Linked DNA regions of Homo sapiens: region 2 is linked to region 1. The links are chromatin loops, found by intact Hi-C in ENCODE. Cell type or tissue: heart right ventricle. All regions are shown on one strand. Links, peaks and the distances in the headings refer to the core of each region. The heading gives the core; the rest is flanking DNA. Region 1 overlaps SH3PXD2A (SH3 and PX domains 2A). Region 2 overlaps SH3PXD2A (SH3 and PX domains 2A).

Region 1 (8,321 bases), core at 296-8,295:
GGGCTAGCAAACAGGTTTCCATTTCCTATGTCAGCTCTTGCCTGCTTGGTAATACTACCTGGTGCACTGGGTTAAGGAGGATTCTGAAGTCACATCTGGGCTTAGCAACAAGAGTTACTGTGGTCAGTGACATCAGCCCTGGCTAAGGGAGATGGCACCAGTCTATGGAAGAGTAGGCCCTCCATAAAAATATGGTTTTTAAAGATTTCATCCCTGGAGATGAGACCTTCCTTGCCTTGGCCATGGACCCCAGTGGAGTTTCTCTTTTTCCTCCTGAGTTTTACACACCCAAACACTGAATTCTCCCTCTCAACCATCTCTCCTAGCCACGGCTAATTATTTTCAGGCAGACTTGATTTTGGCAAGAATGGGGTAATTCCTTCCACACTTACCAAATGTGGGGATTGCTGAGGCAGGGCTGCTGTTTCCAGTTAGGCCCAGCTGCATCCCACCTGGCCAGAGATGTGGCCTGGGCTGAGCCTGGGCTGTGTCTGCTCACATGCACGGCTGCACAGCCAGGCCCTGGGGCCAGGAAAGGTGGCAGATTCTCACTCAATCCCTCAAAACCAGCTTCCTCCCACCCCTCACTCACTCTGCCTCAGCTCAGTTTCAACTGGTGGGGTTAGGACATGCAGAGCCTTGAAGGATGAGGAAGGCTGGGAAGAAGAGAAGTTCAGAAGGAGTGCTGAGTTCCAGCTTCTATTTATTGAGCTCTCCCTATGCCCCTCGCTGGGCCCAAAGTGATGTATGTTATCTCAGGGATCCTCTTCAGGATGCTGGTATTAGTTCCATTTTACAGATGAGAGAACTGAAGTTCAGAGACGTCAAGGGCTTTGCCCAGGGCCACACAGCTGGTAAATTGCTATGATTGGAGTCCAGCCCCAAGGTTGAGGTCTTTCCAGGTCTTCCTGCTACACCAAGCTTCTTCCCGTCCCCTCATCCCTCCCACCTTTTTTTCCCAATTGCTTTATTTGAACCCCTTTGCATGAGGGAGGACATAAATAGCGGGGTACAAAGTCCATTTTAGCTGAGTAGAGACAAGACCATTGAAGCAAAAATATACAATCCACAAGGGCAGGGGGTTGTCCATTTGGTTTCCTACTGGGCGCTCGGTGCCTTAGACCAGTGTCTGGCACCCAGTAGACACACAACAAACAGTTGTTAAATGAATGGGTGAGGCTCACAAACCATGGGCCAAAGCCAGCTTCTAAATGTCCTTGAATGTCATGCTTAGATGCTGCTGTGCCAGTTTCTGAAAAGCATTGAGGATCTCCAATGAGTTCTACCCTGCCCACAGAATATTGCGAGTTTATTTAGTGCTTGCCTGCCTATCTGGCCTTGTCATGATGACCAGCCAAAGACTTTGCTCACTCAACCGCACTGCCTTCTTACACACACACCCCAGACTAGAGACCACTGTGCTCCATTGCCTTGCCTGTGCTGTCAGAAGTCCCACCTGCAGCCCTCACCCCTAGACTCCAGGACAGTGGCTTTCCTTCCTCTCCCACAGGGCAGTGTGCAAGTGCTTTGTTAGAATGATTTCTCTGCTTTTTCTTTCTTTCTTTTTTTTTTTTTTTTTCAGAGACAGAGTCTCACTCTGTCAGTTGGGCTGGAGTGCAGTGGTCTGTTCATAGCTCACTGCAGCCTCGAACTCCTGGGCTCACGCTATTTTCCTGCCTCAGACTCCCAAGTAGCTGGGACCACAGGTGCATAACACCATGTCCACCTAATTTTTGTGTGTGTGTGTGTATGTGTGTGTGGTAGAAATGGGGTCTCACTATTTGCCCAGGCTGATCTCAAACTCCTGGCCTCAAGCAGTCCTCCCACCTGGGCTTCCCAAAGCACTACGATTACAGGAGATTTCTCTGCTTTTTAATTTTCATTTTGAGATTCAGCTATTGAGGCATCTGAAAACTAGACCTCCAGAGATGTAAGATTAGAAATTACTGCATTAATAATGAGCATTTTGTGCTGGGCACAGTGGCTTATGCCTGTAATTCCAGCACTTTGGGAGGCTGAGGCAGGAGGATTGCTTGAGCCCAGGAGTTTGAGACCAGGCAAAACCCTGTCTCTAGTTTTTTTCTCTTTTTTTTTTTTTTTTAAAGAATAGAATAATTTAATTAAAATGTGCAATATTTTGATGAAGAAAAATCACAAAAATGAATTGAAGGCCTGGCAGAATGGAAATAAGGTACATTTATGGATGAGAAGACTCGGTATTATTCAATTTTATCCCTAATCTGTAAATTCGATGAAATTCTAATTTAAATCCCAACACAATTTTTCTTTTTTTTTTTTTTTTTTTTCTTGACATGGAATGGTGTCTTTATTTTTGGGGGCTGCTGTAACAAAGTACCACACACTGGGTGGCTTAACAGCAGAAACGTGTTGTCTCCCAGTTCTAGGGGCGAGGAGATCAGGGTGCCGACAGGGCCTCGTTCCCTGGGAAGGCGTGGGAGGAGGACCTGTTCCCCGCCTCTCTCCCGGCTTCCGGGACTCCGGAAGCCTGACTCCAGGCTTCACGTGGTGTTCTCCCTGCTGGTGGGTCTGCCTCTGTCCTGTGTTCTTTTTTTTTTTTTTTTTTTTAAATTGATCATTCTTGGGTGTTTCTCGCAGAGGGGGATTTGGCAGGGTCATAGGACAATAGTGGAGGGAAGGTCAGCAGACAAACAAGTGAACAAAGGTCTCTGGTTTTTCTAGGCAGAGGACCCCGAGGCCTTCCGCAGTGTTTGTGTCCCTGGGTACTTGAGATTAGGGAGTGGTGATGACTCTTAACGAGCATGCTGCCTTCAAGCATCTGTTTAACAAAGCACATCTTGCACCGACCTCAATCCATTTAACCCTGAGTGGACACAGCACATGTTTCAGAGAGCACAGGGTTGGGGGTAAGGTCACAGATCAACAGGATCCCAAGGCAGAAGAATTTTTCTTAGTACAGAACAAAATGAAAAGTCTCCCATGTCTACTTCTTTCTACACAGACGCGGCAACCATCCGATTTCTCAATCTTTTCCCCACCTTTCCCCCCTTTCTATTCCACAAAACCGCCATTGTCATCATGGCCCGTTCTCAATGAGCTGTTGGGTACACCTCCCAGACGGGGTGGTGGCCGGGCAGAGGGGCTCCTCACTGCCCAGTAGGGGCGGCCGGGCAGAGGCGCCCCTCACCTCCCGGACGGGGCGGCTGGCCGGGCAGGGGGCTGACCCCCCCACCTCCCTCCCGGACGGGGCGGCTGGCCGGGCAGAGGGGCTCCTCACCTCCCAGTAGGGGCGGCTGGGCAGAGGCGCCCCTCACCTCCCGGACAGGGCGGCTGGCCTGGCGGGGGCTGACCCCCACCTCCCTCCCGGACGGGGTGGCTGCTGGGCGGAGACGCTCCTCACTTCCCAGACGGGGCAGCTGCCGGTCGGAGGGGCTCCTCACTTCTCAGACGGGGCGGCTGCCGGGCGGAGGGGCTCCTCACTTCTCAGACGGGGCGGTTGCCAGGCGGAGAGTCTCCTCACTTCCCAGACGGGGCGGCTGGGCAGAGAGGCTCCTCACCTCCCAGACGGGGTCGCGGCCGGGGAGAGGCGCTCCTCACATCCCAGACGGGGCGGCAGGGCAGAGGCACTCCCCACATCTCAGACGATGGGCGGCTGGGCAGAGACGCTCCTCACTTCCTAGATGGGATGGCGGCCGGGAAGAGGCGCTCCTCACTTCCTAGATGGGATGGCGGCCGGGCAGAGACGCTCCTCACTTTCCAGACTGAGCAGCCAGGCAGAGGGGCTCCTCACATCCCAGACGATGGGCGGCCAGGCAGAGACGCTCCTCACTTCCCAGACGGGGTGGCGGCCGGGCAGAGGCTGCACTCTCCGCACTTTGGGAGGCCAAGGCAGGCGGCTGGGAGGTGGAGGTTGTAGGGAGCCGAGATCACGCCGCTGCACTCCAGCCTGGGCACCATTGAGCACTGAGTGAACGAGACTCCGTCTGCAATCCCGGCACCTCGGGAGGCCGAGGCTGGCGGATCACTCGCGGTTAGGAGCTGGAGACCAGCCCGGCCAACACAGCGAAACCCCGTCTCCACCAAAAAAACACGAAAACCAGTCAGGCATGGCGGCGCGCGCCTGCAATCGCAGGCACTCGGCAGGCTGAGGCAGGAGAATCAGGCAGGGAGGTTGCAGTGAGCAGAGATGGCAGCAGTACAGTCCAGCTTCGGCTCGGCATCCGAGGGAGACCGTGGAAAGAGAGGGAGAGGGAGACCGTGGGGAGAGGGAGAGGGAAGGGGAGGGGGAGGGGGAGAGCTTTTTTTTTTTTTTTTTTTTTTTTTTTAGCAAATTCTTCCAGATCCTGAGAGAGCCCATCTCTACCAAAAAAAAAAAAAAAAATTAACCAGGTGTGGTGGTGTGTGCCTGTAGTCCCAGCTACTGGGGAGGCTGAAGTGGGAGGATCACTTGAGCCCAGGAGATGGAGGCTGCAGTGAGCTCTGATTACTCCACTGCACTCTAGCCTGGGTCCCAAAGCAAGACCCTATCTCAGAGTAATGATGATGATGATGATGATGATGATGATGATGATGATGATGATAGTAATAGTAATGTGAGAATTTTGATAGCTCAGACAAGTCTTCCGTGAGTCCTGAGTATTATTAGAAAGCCTCATCAGAGTAGTCCCCTGGCGATATATACCCTGAGACTCCCATGATAGATACGTACTCAGGCCAGCTGCTGTCCAGCTGGTGTAAACGGCCATCCGCACCCCCTGGGGACTGAGTGGGGACCAACCCTTGGCCAAGTTACTCTTCTGATTTAGGCGGGTTTTGCCCACTGTGTGTTCCTTAACCTTAGGGGTTCCAACTGCCAAAGCCACCAGAGCCCCCTTCTGTTGAGGTGGAGTACTACACCATTGCCGAATTCCAGTCGTGCATTTCCGATGGCATCAGCTTTCGGGGTGGACAGAAGGCAGAGGTAAGCCTTGGGCCATGAGGCCGAGGGTTTTAACTCATTGTGGTGGAAAACCTACTGCATTTCCCATTTTAGGCCTTGCTAGTAAGATTCCTGAGGGGCAGGCAGGCAGGAAAGGTACAGAAATGAGCCCCACAAAGATGAGCATCTGCCTGGCGCTGGCCAGTGCCATGGCCTAAACTAGATCCCAGCTCTCACGCTCCACCCTGAGCTCACAGGGCTTGTCTCACAACATTTCCCAGAGCATGTGCAGGAGCTTGTGACAGGGGGGCCTTGAAACAAAGGGCTTCTTTGGTCAAATGAGCTTGCAGGACAGTGGATTAAACAAAATCCAACCCATTTGTTGTTTTAATTGCAGGGCTTCCCAGAGCCTAGGATACAAGGATGTCACTGGGAGTGTCACCTACAAGGGGTCTAGAATAGACAGCATTGCCCAACCCCACAAGCTTTCTCTCCCAGGAACATCTCAGGGCCAGGATCCTGCAGAAGCCACATCAGGAAGTGTTGTTAGGAGGATGTGGACCAGGCAGGTAGACTGAGATACTGGGGACCTGGGCTCTGGCCAAGTCCACACCACATGACCCCTGGCCTTTGATGCAGTCACTTCTCTCACCCGCCACCCCCAACTTTAAGCATTTCTCTCTGCAAAACAGGGTGATAGATCCTGGGACGCCCCTCCACCCCCCAGCATGTCTTCCAGCATTCATGCCACTCTATTTTGTGGCTGGGGCTGAGCATGGTATTCCCGGCAGCAGAGAAGAGCTGTAACTTAGTCAATTCTCTGAGTGGCTTTGTGTAGTAATTGAGTTAACTCCATCTAATACAAGTGAACCTGTCAGACTCATTGGGCAGTCTCTGCCTCTAAAGCAGTGACATTCCCAATGTGAATGTTTTAAATCACATGCCTGGAACTTGCAACTAAATTTCCAAGAAAAATCATTCTCTCTGTACTGAGGTTTCCAGGAGAGTCTGTAAAGAGCATAATGTGGCAGAACTGTCAGGCTCAGGAGCCACCTGTGCTTGAACTGTAGGTACAGGGCTGGGGCAGGGTGAAGGACAGAATGTAGGACCCAAAGAAGGAGAAAATCTTTCTCTTCTAGTGGGGGATGCAGAGGACTGGTCTCTTCTTGCCTTTGCATTCTTCACCTTTCCCTCCCTCCTTGGCCCTCTTCCCATAGTGCCAGTGTTTTCACGCTACCCCTTCCCCACCCCAGGACCTTTTCCTCCAGGAGTGTCCCACAATCCCCAGTTATCTGCCCTTTATGTTCCCCAGTCCAAATGGACCCCAGCACAACCAGCAGCCACACTTTTGGCCATTGGTTGATCTCCAGAAGTTAAGGAAGAAGCTCCTTAAACCAGTTTATACTAACATGGAAATGACTGAAAGCCCCCTGCCCTTCCTACAGGAAACCAATCAACCCAAAGAAATCTCTTCAGCTAGTGGGATTTCAGTGGGATTCCAGTAAGATGACCACAGCGGGTGGATCCTGGGGAAAGGCTCTGCAGAGAGGCTCTGGCCTCGGGCCTGTACCTCCCAGGTCACTTCATCTGCATCTTCCCATACTCTTCTGACCCTAGAGACCCTTTCAAGGAACTCAAAGGGAGGACCTAGCAACATCGAGGGTACGAGGAGGGAAGGGGCAGCAGAAGGGCAGTGTTTTCTTCATACGTGTCCTTAGTCTACTGGCAGGATTGTAGGGACTGGGAACAGTGCAGTTTAGGGGGAGGCAGAGTGGGCCAGCTCAACCCGGCTGTTAACACAGACATGGAGGATCAGGGAGGGAACTTGGCAAGTGGGAACCCACCAACCATGAGATGATAGAGACCTAGGTTTGAATTCTGGTGCATTATTTACTATATTGGGTTTTGGGCCACTTACTCAGTGGCTCGGTTTATTATCTGTAAAATGGAGATAATTTATCCCAGAGCCAAAGTATGATACTCCTACCTTGGGATGTCATAGGGTTCCAGATCCTCCCAACTCACTGGCTTGTCTGCACTCGTACCCCAGGTCATTGATAAGAACTCAGGTGGCTGGTGGTACGTGCAGATCGGTGAGAAGGAGGGCTGGGCCCCCGCATCATACATCGATAAGCGCAAGAAGCCCAACCTGAGCCGCCGCACAAGCACGCTGACCCGGCCCAAGGTGCCCCCGCCAGCACCCCCCAGCAAGCCCAAGGAGGCCGAGGAGGGCCCTACGGGGGCCAGTGAGAGCCAGGACTCCCCGCGGAAGCTCAAGTATGAGGAGCCTGAGTATGACATCCCTGCATTCGGCTTTGACTCAGAGCCTGAGCTGAGCGAGGAGCCCGTGGAGGACAGAGCCTCAGGGGAGAGGCGGCCTGCCCAGCCCCACCGGCCCTCGCCGGCCTCTTCTCTGCAGCGGGCCCGCTTCAAGGTGGGTGAGTCTTCAGAGGATGTGGCCCTGGAAGAGGAGACCATCTATGAGAATGAGGGCTTCCGGCCATATGCAGAGGACACCCTGTCAGCCAGAGGCTCCTCCGGGGACAGCGACTCCCCAGGCAGCTCCTCGCTGTCCCTGACCAGGAAAAACTCCCCCAAATCAGGCTCCCCCAAGTCATCATCACTCCTAAAGCTCAAGGCAGAGAAGAATGCCCAGGCAGAAATGGGGAAGAACCACTCCTCAGCCTCCTTTTCCTCATCCATCACCATCAACACCACTTGCTGCTCCTCCTCTTCCTCCTCCTCCTCTTCCTTGTCCAAAACCAGTGGCGACCTGAAGCCCCGCTCTGCTTCGGACGCAGGCATCCGCGGCACTCCCAAGGTCAGGGCAAAGAAGGATGCTGATGCGAACGCTGGGCTGACCTCCTGTCCCCGGGCCAAGCCATCGGTCCGGCCCAAGCCATTCCTAAACCGAGCAGAGTCGCAGAGCCAAGAGAAGATGGACATCAGCACTTTACGGCGCCAGCTGAGACCCACAGGCCAGCTCCGTGGAGGGCTCAAGGGCTCCAAGAGTGAGGATTCGGAGCTGCCCCCGCAGACGGCCTCCGAGGCTCCCAGTGAGGGGTCTAGGAGAAGCTCATCCGACCTCATCACCCTCCCAGCCACCACTCCCCCATGTCCCACCAAGAAGGAATGGGAAGGGCCAGCCACCTCGTACATGACATGCAGCGCCTACCAGAAGGTCCAGGACTCGGAGATCAGCTTCCCCGCGGGCGTGGAGGTGCAGGTGCTGGAGAAGCAGGAGAGCGGGTGGTGGTATGTGAGGTTTGGGGAGCTGGAGGGCTGGGCCCCTTCCCACTATTTGGTGCTGGATGAGAACGAGCAACCTGACCCCTCTGGCAAAGAGCTGGACACAGTGCCCGCCAAGGGCAGGCAGAACGAAGGCAAATCAGACAGCCTGGAGAAGATCGAGAGGCGCGTCCAA
Region 2 (8,321 bases), core at 199-8,198, 60 kb before region 1:
GTGGAGGCCCTTGGTGTGTCTACCTTGTCTCAGCCCTACCAGGGCTTGAAAGCTGGGCCAGCATTGCTCCTGCTCCCCAAGGAGGCTGCTGACTGCTGAACCTGGGGAGGGGCTGTAACCTCAGATTTTGCCCTGTTTGTCTCTGGGTGAGGTCCCCTGGAGTCCCTCTACCTTCCATTCCAGATAACCCGGTGTCTGAGAGTGACTGTGGGGCAGTATCTCTAACAGGGTGCCAGCTTTTTCTTGGTGCATCCAGTATTGAACACTGTCTAGTTCTTGTCCTTGCAGGCCGGGGGCATGATTTTCTGGGTGTCCCCAGAGCTGATTGAACCCAGGGAGGCAGGCTTATGCTAACCACGTTCATGGGAGTTACTGCCAGTGGCGGCTAACCATTATCAAGCACTGACTATGTAGTAGGCACTGCACTGGGCACTATTACATATTATCTAATTTAATTCTCACAGCAACCCAGAAGGTAAGTATATCACATCATCCAGATTTTTACAAGTTCAGGAACAGGCTCAGAGAGGGTAAGTCACTTCTTCAAAGGAGCAGAGCCTATATTTGAACCCAGGCAGTCAGACCCCAAAGGCCTTGCTAGACCGCTCCACCAAAGCCCCACTCTGCTAATTTACAATGAGAACCAGAAGGGGGCCAGGCTTTCTAGTTCTACACCGGGAGCCAACCTGCAATTGGAAGGTGGCTTGCTGAGTGAGGGAAAGAGTCAGGTGCTTTAAATAGAGAGCAGCATCAAGCTCTGATTAGCTGAGGTGTGTGTCCCTGCAAGAGATGGACACTGCTGTACTAGCTGTGTGATCTTGGGCAAGTTATTTAACCTCTCTGGTTCAGCTTCTTCATCTGCAAAATGGAGGGGATAATAGTACTCATCGTTGTAGGTTTGTTGGGAAAAATACCAGTTACTATATGCAAAGTGCTCAGCAGGATGCTTGGCAAAGGGGAAATGCTGTATAAGTGTTTGCTGCTGTTTATCAGTACTCTCTGAATGGGTCAGGCTGCTCTCCTGGCAAGCGCCTGGTGGGCAGTGCGAGAGTTTGTCTCTCAGACCTGCAATTCAGCGTTGCCTTTTAATTGTCCCCACTGCAGCCAGTGCTCTGCTCCTTTGGAGGTGATGAGCAGCCCAGCAGAGAAAGCAGCAGCCTGGGGATGCCACCAGACCTGGTTCCATGTCTGAGAGTCCTCCCCGGTAAAATGGGGCTAAACATGCCTACCCACTTGATGGGGTTGCCATGGGGACTAAATGAGTCACTGTAGTTCGACTGCATCAATGCTTTTGACATGGTGGCCCTCTTCTCTTCTATTCTAGAAATACGCAAACCATTGATTAGACCAAGAGCTTTCTGCCTCATTCAGATGTTAATGGTATCACATCTCAATCATAAGTTCTTTATGCTGCTTTGATTTTGCTCCTTCCTCTTGGCAGGAGGACAACTCTAAATCCCATTTCACAGGTGAGGAAACTGAGGCCCAGATTGGACACCACTGTCTGAGCCTGGAGTAGAGCCCTCATCTCTTCTGGTCACTCAAGGTCCCTGTCCTTCTGCTTTGGGGTTGGGGAGCAAGACTCCCTAAAACGATGCTCCCTCTGCTCTGCTGGGGCCGATCTGTCTTCCTCAGTGGGTGGGGCTGCAGTAAGGGCTGGATGACACATCAGGGTCTAGTGGGTGTGGTGCCCCCAGGCCTAGAGATGGGTCCTGGGTGCTCCAACCCTGACATTTGAGGTTCTGGGTCCAGGCCACTGAGCCCGCTGGCCTTTGAGGATCCTTGCAACCATCAGGCCCCGTGGGACCCAGCCACCCACATGGCCAGAAAGGAAGGGTCAGGCTGCCTTGTACAGGGCTGTGATAACCACGGGCCCCGTTCCAGGGAGGATCGTGTGGGATTCTCTGTGCTCCGAAGGAGTCCTGCATTTCGGCGGACACCTCATTATCCCTGTCCCAGCCGGCTGTGTCCCAGCGCCTCTGTAATCACACGGGCCCACGCCCAACAGCCAGCCCAGGGCCAGGAAATCACTCTCCTCCCTCCTCCGCCTTCCGCCCGCGGCTGGCCGAGCGCGGCGCCTGCAGCCACTCACTGTGGACCTCCTGCCTGCCTAACCGTTCTCTCTCTCTGGTTCTCCTCTCCTGCTGCCGCTTGCTCTCGGGGACTCGGAAGTGTGGCTGTCCAGCTGGGCTGAGTCGCCCAAGAAGGACGTGACAGGTACTGCCCAGCGTGCATGCATGTGTGTGAGCATGTGTGTTCCAGGTCCGTGTGCGCGGGAGCCGGTGCCTGCAGGCCCTGCGCATGCTTCCCTGTGATGTGCAGCAGCTGTTTGCCAGCATGGCAGGGGGTCTGCCACTTGCTGTGCCCTCTGCCTCCCCAGTCAGATCTGAACATGGGGCCCTTTGCTGAGTGATGACCACGTAGCTCAGCGTGTAAGCACGTGTGCTCTGGACCCAGGGTGTGTGGGTCTGAATTCCAGCTCTGCTACGTCCTGGCCATGCTGCCTTGGGTGGGGTGTGTAACCTCCCTAAGGGGAAGCCATCCCACCTCGTGGGGAGCCTGGCACACAGAAAGTGCTCAGGCAGTGGTGGGGCTTTCGCCATCTTCAGCCTTATCTCAATTGGCCGTCTCAGTGAGAGAGCCCAGCCAAAGATGGTTCATCTCACTTTAGGCAGGTAAACTGAGGCAGAGAGCAGCGGGCCCTGACACCCAACCCTCATTTCCAGTGATCTCACTGGGGAGCTGCAGATTTGGGGCAGGGGGTGGGGCAGTTCTGTGACTGTGACTGAGGGTGGGTCACAGCCCCCATGCCCAGCAATCCAGAGCTTGGCCTGCCTGGCTGAGATGGCCCTCAGGGACTAGGGCCTTGGCCTGTGTCTGGGAGGAGCTGGGCAGGGGTCAGGGACTTGCCTTCAACCTTTAGTCTTATGGGACCATGGCAGAGAATCCCGGACAGCAGGGTTCTCAGCTCCTGGATGGAGATGGTCGGAGGAGGGATGGAATTTCCAGAAGGGTCTTCTATGGGACCCCTCCATTTTTGAGGCTGTTACACACCCTGACCCTCTAGCCCCAAACCTGAGAGCAGAGGTTCAGGCTGGGGGAATAGGGGACAAAGCAGAAGGGTGGGAGCTGAGTGGGGTGGTGGGGCTGGGCCAGCCCCAGTGTTTAGAGCCCAAAGCCCAGCCCCTACTGCTGCAGCTGTGGGCGGGGAATGGGAGGTAAACGTGTTGGGAGGAGTCCAGAGGAGAAGAGAAGGCAGTGGGTCGGAGGGCGTTGCAATCTCCTTCTGGAGTTTCCTGTGACGAGGGCCTGGGCCTGAGCTAATCACTGGGCTCCTGTCCCTTTTTCCCCTCTCCACACGCCAGTGAGCCAGAGCCCACTTGGCCCACAGCAATACATTTTATTCACCAAACGTATAGCGGAGGGGCCAGCAGTCCCAGTCCAGCCTGGGAGGAACCAGTTATAAGGGGCTAGAGGGACTTTTGTAGGATGCCCAGGGTTGGGGAGTCGTGGGGAGCCTGGGGTGGAGGCCAGCACAGGGCCTTACTAGCTCTGTGACCCTGGGGAGGACACTTAACCACGTCTCAAGATGATCCCAGCTGTTTGGAGTGAGAGGCCCAGGGGAGGCAGTGTGGGCTGGGGGAAAACCCAGCCAGACTGCGAGTCCAGGGCCAGAGTCTCTCTGGGCCTTGGTTTCTCCATCTGGAGGGTTGGAGGGTTCTTTGAGATATGAGACAGGAAACTCAGAGGTAAGGGCTGATGTTGGAGATCCTTATAGATCAGGGGCCTCAGGTTGCTTAGCCTGGCATCCCCCCAGAGTAGGCCCAGGGGGCTCTGAGCTGCCTCTCAATCCAGCTGGCAAGTACCCGTTACCTGCTGAAGGTAGGGTCTGGGAGGGGCATGTTGCAGGGACACAGCCCCCGGCCTCCCTTCCCCACCCTTCTCCTGGCACCTGCAGCCCTGGCACCGAGCTGCCTGCTGGTGAGCCCACGAAGGAACCAACAGCTTTGCTGCTCCTCAGATCTCCCATTCCCTCCACTTGCTTTAAAATGACCATCTATGATTTCCATAGGACTTGAAGCCCCGTCACTTCATTCCGTGCTCAGAACAATTCCCATGAGGTAGGAACTGCTATTGTTCCTGTTTCCAGATGACACTAAAGCTCAAGAGAGGTTACGTGTCCTCCCCAGGATCTCAGAGCTAGTAAGGGCAAAGCAGGACTGGACCTCAGACCTTTGGACTCTAATTCTAAGCATTTCCATCATGAATTTCAGGTAATTACTATGTCCCATGTCATGTCCTGAGGCACCAGTCCTGGAGTGTCGAGAGACTCTTGTCCAAGGCACATACTTTGGTTGGGGAGCAATGCCCAACATAAAGTCCAGGAGGGAACAGAAAAGAGGGAACAAGAGTGATCAGGAGCCTCCTGGAGGACAGAGATGCTTGGGGAGAATTGGGAAACTGGGATTGGTAGAGAGAAGGGAAAGCATTCCAGCAGGGGGCAGCAGCTAGAGCACAGACTTGGAAAGTAAGAAGCTGCATGGAGCAGTGGTGTTGGGTGTTGGCGCCTAGTGGGTGCTCGATACATGTGTTGAATCATGAATGATGTATTGAATGGTGGTGTGGGGGACGGGGATCAAGGAACTTGGGGAGCTCAGATTGGCAAGAAAGACTGGGCTTGAATTTGTCCTTTATAGGCAAGAGGGAGCCGTGGAAGGCGTTGGAGCATGGGACTGACTTGGCAAAAGCCCAGTTGAGAAGTTTAAGTTGGCAGCCAGGGTTCCATCCAGGTGGTAGTTGAAGGAATGCAGATGTGAGGCAAGGGTGGGGCAGGGGTCCAGGGGACCCCTGGGACCCCAGCAGGTCCAGCCAGGGGCTCTGTAATAAAGCACAAGGGTCCATCTCTGGATCAGACTCATGCAAAGGCCCCTTCCAACCCAGGAGAGGCTCTGCTGTCTAGAAGAGGTACACCCCTTCTCCATGCTCCTGCCAAGCACTCCTCATCTAAAGACACCAGGCTCCCTCCACTGCCCCCTCCCCACTCAGGCAGACTCCTCCAGCCCCTAGTTCTGCAGGCCTTGGCTGAGAGGGGATCCAGAGTGGCCTCTGTGGGATGACATCACCGCCCACTGCCTGCCTGGCCTGCAAGTGGTTTCTCATCTGGATACCTGCTCGCAGCTCCCGCCCGCCCGGCTGCCCTGGCCAGGGAACACCCTAAGAGGCAGCTGCCAGAGGGAAGAGCTGGGAGCCTGCCTGTGCAACGGGAGGGAAGGGCAGCCAGAAGGACAGAGTGTCCGTGTGTCCATCCCACAGCCTTTGGAGCAGCTCCTGAGAGAGGCCATAGCCTGTCTGTGCTTTCCAATGCCTAGAGAATATTTCCTTAACTTTTCTACCTGTGTCCCAGAGAGTCAGCCTTCAGGAAGGTCAGGCCAATTTTCCAGGAAAGTGGTGGGGGGAAGGGGTGTGGGGGTGTGGATTTAACTCTGCTTTGAAACCCTGCCTCAGATTTTCTTGGCTTGGATTAAAATGAGCTGATGTCTGTCCACTCCCCAGCACCTCCTGCTCGTCCTCCAGGCATCTTCTGGCCACAAAGCTGGGGCTTCTTTCTCCTCCTTACCTCAGTTTCCCCATCTCCCCTTTCTCCCTTCGAGTTTGGCTCATTTTCCCATATTCCCATATCAGAGTCAAGGTATTCATATTGACACCACAAACCAATGAGTCCCTCTGTTCATCTTTCTGCCAGTTCACGCGTTTCACTGGTTCATTTCACACTTATTGAGTGCCTGCCACCTAACAGGCACTGTGGTCTGGTCAGTAGAGGTGGCAAGAGTCAACTAGAAACCCATACTCTAGGCCAGGCGTGGTGGCTTATGCCTATAATCCCAGCACTTTGGGAGGCCAAGGCGGGCAGATCACTTAAGGTCAGGAGTTCAAGGCCAGCCTAGCCAACATGGTGAAACTCCATCTCTACTAAAAAATACAAAAAAAAATTTAGCCAGGTATGGTGGTGGGCACCTGTAATCCCAGCTACTCGGGAGGCTGAGGCTGGAGAATTGCTTGAACCTGGGGGGCGGAGGTTGCAGTGAGCCGAGATTTTGCCACTGCACTCCAACCTGGGCGACAGAGCAAGACTCCGTCTCAAAAAAAAAAAAAAGAGAGAGAAAGAAACCCATACTCTAGTCTTTATTAAGCAGCCGCTGTGTCCCAGGTACCTGGGATGTAATGGGCCCTTCCCTAGGGACCAGGCGCCGGTGGCCCATTATAGGCCACATACAGTGCAGAAGTTAAGATCATAGGCAGTGGTGTCAGGTGGGCTTGGGTTCAATCCCAGCTGTGTGACCTTAGAGAATTCACTTACCCTCATGAGGCTTGCTTTGCCCATGCGTGAAACGGGGCCATCACAGGACCTACTGCATGGGGTTGCTCTGAGGATTGGACGAGGCAGCTCGATGCTGTTGGATGCCTCCAAGTCAGCACTGATGAAGGCTTGCTGTCACTATTGCTATGATCTGGCCATACTCAGGCCTTGCGGGCTCTCTAACCTGCCACAGAACTCTCTATTCTTGTTTGTTGCTGGAGCCTTTCTTTCCCACTCTTCTCATCCAGTGCCCCCACACTGGGAAAGGAGGCCCCATTTCTCGTAGGGCAGGGATGGCCCTTTTTGTGCCGGGTGCGCTTAAGAAGTGCTGTTGGCCACAGAGGCTCCAGGCATGGAACAGGCACTGCTGTTCCCCTAGGGGCACAGTGGGAGGTAGTCCGTCAGCGCAGCACCCGGCGCTGCCTCTGCCCAGCTGGCAGGGGCAGGCACAGAAGCTGGCATGCCTAAGTACAGAGGCGGGGCAGGCCCTACTGCCCGGCTGTTGGTTGCATTTCTGCCTGAAATACAATCCCGGCTTTAGCAGGGCTGCTCGGGACTGTGCACGTGCGAATGTATGTGGCACACTCAGCTGTGCAGGGTCCCTTCTGCTTCTCCAAAGGGCTGAGATGGGCCTGCAGGGCCCACACCTCATGGGAGAAAACTGCCGGGGGGCAGTGGGTTTCTTTCCCTGGAAGGAGGCCTCCCTTTGGGATTTCCTAGAGTTCTGTGGCCATTGCCGTCTGCCCTAGGTTGGAGGGAGCCTCCCCCTACAGAAGGACCCAAAGATCTAAGTAGTGCTTCTTGCACCTGGGTGCACACAAGCACCATAGGGACACAGGGGGGATGTCCAAAAACTACTCATGCCTGAGTCCCAGACCAAAGAAACCTGTCTCTCTGGAGCCCAGCATCAGTACTTTTAAAAAGCTCCCTGGGTGATTCTGTGCTTCCAAGTTGAGGATTACTGTGCTAGAAGAACCAGACTGATGGAAACAAATCAGAGGCAGTTATTCTGCAATGGAAAGACAGATGGGCTTGGGCCTGAACAAAATCATACTGAATGAATGTGATGCTCTTCATAGCAGCTGTGGGAGCTAGAGTCGTCTCTTGCCTGCTGTAGAGGGGCCTCTGGTTAGTCTTTTGTGAAATGGAAGATAAGGGGGATGTTGTGGGCATGAAATGGGGCGGTTAATGTGCCTGGCACATCACATTTGCCAAGTCAAACTCAGGCGTGTGGGGAATGTGGCTATAGGCTGAGGCACCAAGGGGGCTGTGTGGAACTTGGAGACCCTCAGCAATTTTTGTAGCCAGGCTAGTGACATGAAGCCCCCTAGCCTTCAAGGAGATTGGCAGACATATAGTTTATGCCAGTCGCAGTGGCCTATGCCTATAATCCCAGCACTTTGAGAGACTGAGGCGGGAGGATCACTTGAGCCCAGGAGTTCAAGACCAGCCTGGGCAACAAAGTGAGACCTCAGCTCTACAAAACATAAAAAAATTAGCCGGGTATGGTGGTGTGTGCCTTTGGTCCCAGCTACATGGGAGGCTGAGGTGGGAGGATTGCTTGAATCCAGGAGGTCAAGGCTGCAGTAAGCCATGATTGCACCACTGCATTCCAGCCTGGGCAACAAAGACCCTGTCTCAAAAAAAACAAAAGTATACTAGGAATTCCCTTTGGGCTGGGGGTGGTCTGAGAAGGCTTCCTGTAGGAGGTGACTAGTCCATTTCTGGCTAGTGGATCCTTTTCACTCCTAGCTAAAAGCACATCATAGGCCGGGCGCGGTGGCTCACGCCTGTAATCCCAGCACTTTGGGAGGCCGAGGCGGGTGGATCATGAGGTCAGGAGATCGAGACCATCCTGGCTAACAAGGTGAAACCCCGTCTCTACTAAAAATACAAAAAATTAGCCGGGCGCGGTGGCGGGCGCCTGTAGTCCCAGCTACTCGGGAGGCTGAGGCAGGAGAAT

Evidence for each region. Peaks named below come from ENCODE experiments on the same cell type or tissue, not always from the same donor. Only the 100,000 strongest peaks of a DNase experiment are listed, where the experiment ranks them.
Region 2: it touches region 1 in a loop (2.7-fold over the local background); 40 of 110 quality-filtered maps call a loop at or near these places.

The regions. Positions count from the first base shown.
Region 1 is chr10:103,602,416-103,610,736 of GRCh38, reverse strand. It overlaps SH3PXD2A (SH3 and PX domains 2A), which reads left to right. Exons shown (of 15, transcript NM_001394015.1): 14 at 4,820-4,939; 15 at 6,948-8,321. Among named protein-coding and RNA genes, the nearest start is that of NEURL1-AS1, 89 kb to the right of the region's middle. RefSeq lists an enhancer at 2,516-3,373. In heart right ventricle, for the core only: a CTCF peak has its summit at 4,852 (motif pointing left); a DNase peak (open chromatin) is centred at 4,856; H3K27ac peaks cover 313 bases.
Region 2 is chr10:103,662,504-103,670,824 of GRCh38, reverse strand. SH3PXD2A (SH3 and PX domains 2A) reads left to right here. Exons shown (of 15, transcript NM_001394015.1): 7 at 2,173-2,217. It overlaps LOC124902495 (a long non-coding RNA gene), which reads right to left. Exons shown (of 2, transcript XR_007062276.1): 2 at 4,674-4,878. Among named protein-coding and RNA genes, the nearest start is that of SH3PXD2A-AS1, 80 kb to the left of the region's middle. In heart right ventricle, for the core only: CTCF peaks have their summits at 4,307 and 4,506 (motif pointing right); a DNase peak (open chromatin) is centred at 1,974; H3K4me3 peaks cover 1,590 bases; H3K27ac peaks cover 6,785 bases.